2 separate regions of the Homo sapiens genome follow, and region 2 is linked to region 1. The links are chromatin loops, found by intact Hi-C in ENCODE. Cell type or tissue: dorsolateral prefrontal cortex. All regions are shown on one strand.

Region 1 (2,500 bases):
GCGCCACTGCACTTCAGCCTGGGTGACAGGGCGAGACTCTGTCTCAAAAAAAAAAAAAAAAGTATTAATAATAATAAACTAATTAAAAAAGGACAGTTATAATAAAAGTTATATGAATATGGTCTCTCAATTAAAATATCTTATTGTACTATGCTCACCTATTTTCAGACTGCAGCTGAACTCAGGTAACTGAGGGTAACTGAAACCATGGCAAAGGAAACTGCATATCAGGGTGGACTACTGTGTATGGATAGTAATCCTCAAGAGACTTGCTCGTGTGTCAAAGTTTCTCCAAACCATGAGGACCACCTGAATAAAAATGTCTAAGCGAGGCTGGGCATGGTGGCTCACGCCTGTAATCTCAGTGCTTTGGGAGGCTAAGGAGGGAGGATCACTTGAGGCCAGGAGTTTGAGACCAGCCTGGGCAACATAATGAGACCCCTGTCTCTACAAAAAATACAAAAATTAGCTGGGCATGGTGGTGCATGCCTATAGTCCCAGCTACTCAGGAGGCTGAGGTGGGAAGCTTGCGTGAGCTCAGGAGTTGGAGGCTGCAGTGAGCTGTGATTGTGCCACTGCCCTCCAGTCTGGGTGACAGAGAAAGATCCTGTCTCAAAAAACCGAACCAAACCAAAACAAAAACAATTAAGTGCCGGGTGCGGTGGCTCACGCCTGTAATCCCAGCACTTTGGGAGGCAGGTGGATCACTTGGTGAAATGCCATCTCTACTAAAAATATAAAAAAATTAGCCGGGCGTGGTGGCAGGCGCTTGTAGTCCCAGCTACTTGGGAGGCTGAGGCAGGAGAATCACTTGAACCCAGGAGGCAGAGGTTGTAGTGAGCCAAGATCACGCTACTGCACTCTGGATGACAGAGCAAGACTCCATCTCAAAAAAAACCAAAAAACAAAAACAAAAACAAAGGCAAAAACAAAACAACCAAAAAAACCCGAACAAATAAAAAAACAAAAACAAAGAAAAACTAAGTGCTTGTCACGTCCTAACTCATTTCATCCTCTTAGTGATCCTATTAAAGATCTAGGAGAGGCCGGGTGCGGTGGCTCACGCCTGTAATCCCAGCACTTTGGGAGGCCGAGGCGGGTGGATCACGAGGTCAGCAGTTCAAGACCAGCTTGGCCAAGATGGTGAAACCCCATCTCTACTAAAAATACAAAAAATTAGCTGGGCGCGGTGGCAGGCACCTGTAGTCCCAGCTACTCAGGAGGCTGAGGAAGGAGAATCATTTGAACCCTGAGGGTGGAGGCTGCAGTGAGCCGAGATCGTGCCACTGCATTCCAGCCTGGGTGACAGAGTGAAACTCTGTCTCAAAAAAAAAAAAGAAAAAAAAAATCCAGGAAATAAGAACCATTATTTTCCCCATTTTACAGCTGAGAAAATGGAAAACTCAGATAACTCAAGCAACTGGCCTGAGGTAACACAGCGTTTGTTTGTTTGTTTGTTTGTTTTTTTTGAGACGGAGTTTCTCTCTTGTTACCCAGGCGGGAGTGCAATGGCACGATCTCGGCTCACCGCAACCTCTGCCTCCTAGGTTCAAGTGATTCTCCCGGCTCAGCCTCCTGAGTAGCTGAGATTACAGGCATGTACGACCATGCCCAGCTAATTTTGTATTTTTAGTAGAGACGGGGTTTCTCCATGTTGGTCAGGCTGGTCTTGAACTCCTGACCTCAGGTGATCCACTTGCCTCGGCCTCCCAAAGTGCTGGGATTACAGGTGTGAGCCACCATGCCAGGCCTTTTTTTGTTGTTTTTTGAGAGGGAATCTTGCTCTGTCACCCAGGCTGGAGTGCAGTGGGGCGATCTCAGCTCACTGCAACCTCAGCCTCCTGGGTTCAAGCGATTCACATGCCTTAGCTTCCAGAGTATGTGGGATTACAGGCATGCGCCACCACAAGCGGCCAATTTTTGTGTTTTTAGTGGAGACGGCATTTCACCATGTTGGTCAGCCTGGTCTCGACTTCCTGCCTTCAAGTGATCCGCCTGCCTCGGCCTCCCAAAGTGCTGGAATTACAGGCGTGAGCCACTGCGCCCGGCCACAGGTCACAAAGCTATTGAGTAAAGAAAGCTGCATCCAGCCTCTCACCTTAAGAAAGCCATTCCCCTTTGCCTCAAAGTGAGGCTATACTTCCAGAAGGACTTTGTCTCCGGGGAAGCCTTGGCTTTGGAATTCAGGCCCAGTTCTAAGTTTAAAATCATTGATGCTGTTCAGTAGTGGGATCAATGATTTTGCTTCACTTAAATGCCACAAGCTCCCTGAAGATGGGCTGGAGCTGTCACAGCATCCAGCCCCTCCCCTTACCCAGAAGTAAATACTCTTATCATAGTCCTCCGACTATTCTATATCCTTCCATTTGAGTGCTTCTTTTATGCCGAGGGCACTATTGAGATGTAGCTTAGAGAATGAAATTCCTGGTGTTGCAGGGAGCTCAGATCCACCCGGGAAGGTTCATGAGCACTTCATGTCAGCAGCCTTTATTTCATCTAA
Region 2 (2,500 bases), 270 kb after region 1:
AGGAGAAGGAGCGGCGTCCTCCACTGTCATTGAGCTCACAGCCTCGAGGGCACAGAGGGTATAAAGCTCAATAACCAACATGTTCCAGTGTTATACAAATGGCCAACAAGCCCATGAAAAGATGCTCAACATCTTTAGCCACTGACAAAAAGTAAATCAAAATCACAGTGAGGCCGGGCACGGTGGCTCACACCTGTAATCCCAGCACTTTGGGAGGCCGAGGTCAGGAGTTCGAAACCAACCTAGCCAACATAGTGAAACCCCATATTTACTAAAAACAAACAAACAAACAAACAAACATTAGCCGGCTGTGGTGGCATGCACCTGTAGTCCCAGCTACTCGGGAGGCTGGGGCAGGAGAATGGCTTGAACCTGGGAGGCAGAGGTTGCAGTGAGCCAAGATCGCACTACTGCACTCCAGCCTGGGCAACAGAGTTAGACTCTGTCTCAAAAATAAAACCACAATGAGGAACTACTTCATATCCACTAGGATGGCAATAATAATAATAATAATAATAATAATAATAATAATAAAAAAAGAAAAAAAGTGTTGGTGAGGATATGGAGAATTGGAACCCTCACACACTACTGCTGGGAATGTAAAATAGTGCAGCCACTATGGAGACAGTTTGGAGTTTCCTCAAACATTTAATCATAGAATTAGCCTATGATCCAGCAATTCTACTCCTAAGTATATACCCTAAAGAACTGAAAACAGCCATTAAAGAAATACATGAATGTTTACAGCAGACCTATTTACAATAGCCAAAAGATGTGGACATCTCAAATGTCTATCAACAAATGAATAAAAATGTGGCATAGCCATACAATGGAATAGTATTCAGCCATAAAAAGGAACAAAGTGCTGATACATGCTACGACATGGATGAACCTTGAAAATACTATGTTAGGTGAAAGAAGCCAGACACTAAGGGTTACATATTGAATGATTCAATTTACATGAAATATCAAAAATTGGTACATCCATAGAGACAGAAAGATTTGTGGTTGCCAGAACTGGGGGCAGGTGGGAATGGGGAGTGGCTGCTTAATGGCTACGGAATTTCCTTTCGAAGTGATGAAAATTCTTAGAATTAACGGTAATACATGCACAACATTGTGAATGTACTTAATGCCATTAAATTGTACTTTTTTTTTTTTTTTGAGATGGAGTCTCACTCTGTCACCCAGGCTGGAATGCAGTAGCGTGATCTCAGCTCACTGCAATCTCTGCTTCCTGGATTCAAGCGATTGTCCTGTCTCAGCCTCCTGAGTAGCTGGGACTACAGGCACGTGCCACCACATCCGGCTAATTTTTTGTATTTTTAATAGAGTTGGGGTTTCACCATGTCAGCCAGAGATGGTCTTGATCTCCTGACGTCGTCATCTGCCGGCCTCGGCCTCCCAAAGTGCTAGGATTACAGATGTGAGCCACCGCGCCCACCCTAAATTGTACATTTTAAGTGGTTTTATTTTATATCAATTTTACCCCAATATATTAGTGAAAAAAAATACGGACAACTACTTATGGTTTAATGAGGACTATATGAGAAGTGTGGTCCCAGCACTGTAGGGACATGGGCGGAGAGAGACTGCCCCTGTCTAGGGGTGTTGGAAAGGACAGGTTTGTGGAAGGAGATGACCTCATCTGTAAGGATCTTGAAAGAAGGGTGCTCCACGTAGAGGGAGGTATGAGTATGGAAATGTGAATAAGCATGATTTGCTTTTGAAACATGAGACCTCTTACCTCTTGCAAGGTTGGCAAGTAGAACAGGCTAAAAATGGCGTAATGAAATTAAAAGAGCAAACTAACATTTATTGGGCATCACTATGGGCCAGGCAGCATGTTAAGGACTTTGTGTCCATTAGGTTAATTCTCCCAACAATTCTAATTTCTTTTTTTCTTTTTGTTGAGACAGAGTCTTGTTCTGTTGCCCAACCTGGAGTGCAGTGGCATGATCTTGGCTCACTGCAACCTCCACCTCCCAGGTTCAAGTGATACACCTGCCTCAGCCTCCTGAGTAGCTGGGATTACAGGATGTGCCACCACACCTGGCTAACTTTTGTATTTTTTTTAGTAGAGACAGGGTTTCACCATGTTGGTCAGGCTGGTCTCAAAATCCTGACCTCGTGATCCGCCCTCCTTGGCCTCTCAAAATGCTGGGATTACAGACGTGAGCCACCGTGCCTGGCCAACTTTAATTTCTTTTTCCAGTTTTCATCACTGATGTAGCTGGTGTGAGAGAAGGCAATTTGTCCAACGTTGTGTGGAATCTTCATTTGCACAACTATATCTAAAGAGCACACACAGAGGTGGGTGTTTGTAAAAAGATGAGCATGAGGTGTCATCCCTCCTGCTTAATGCCCCTTTATAAATTCCAACCTGCATTCAGGGATGGCAGGAGAAGCTTAGTTCTTAGAACCAAATATAAATGTGTGTGTTATCGATCTCCTGTGTGTTAGGTTACAGGAGACAGTTGTGAGATGGTGCTACTTTTTA

The links. A loop is a pair of places that touch in the nucleus more often than their neighbours do. Peaks named below come from ENCODE experiments on the same cell type or tissue, not always from the same donor. Only the 100,000 strongest peaks of a DNase experiment are listed, where the experiment ranks them.
Region 2: a loop joins it to region 1, with 5 times the contacts of the local background. A loop is called at or near these places in 8 of 110 quality-filtered maps.

The regions. Positions count from the first base shown.
Region 1 is chr10:121,601,192-121,603,691 of GRCh38, reverse strand. No RefSeq gene overlaps it. Among named protein-coding and RNA genes, the nearest start is that of FGFR2, 4.0 kb to the right of the region's middle. In dorsolateral prefrontal cortex, no CTCF peak of the experiment used is centred here; no DNase peak of the experiment used is centred here; H3K27ac peaks cover 584 bases.
Region 2 is chr10:121,326,273-121,328,772 of GRCh38, reverse strand. No RefSeq gene overlaps it. Among named protein-coding and RNA genes, the nearest start is that of LINC01153, 150 kb to the right of the region's middle. In dorsolateral prefrontal cortex, no CTCF peak of the experiment used is centred here; no DNase peak of the experiment used is centred here.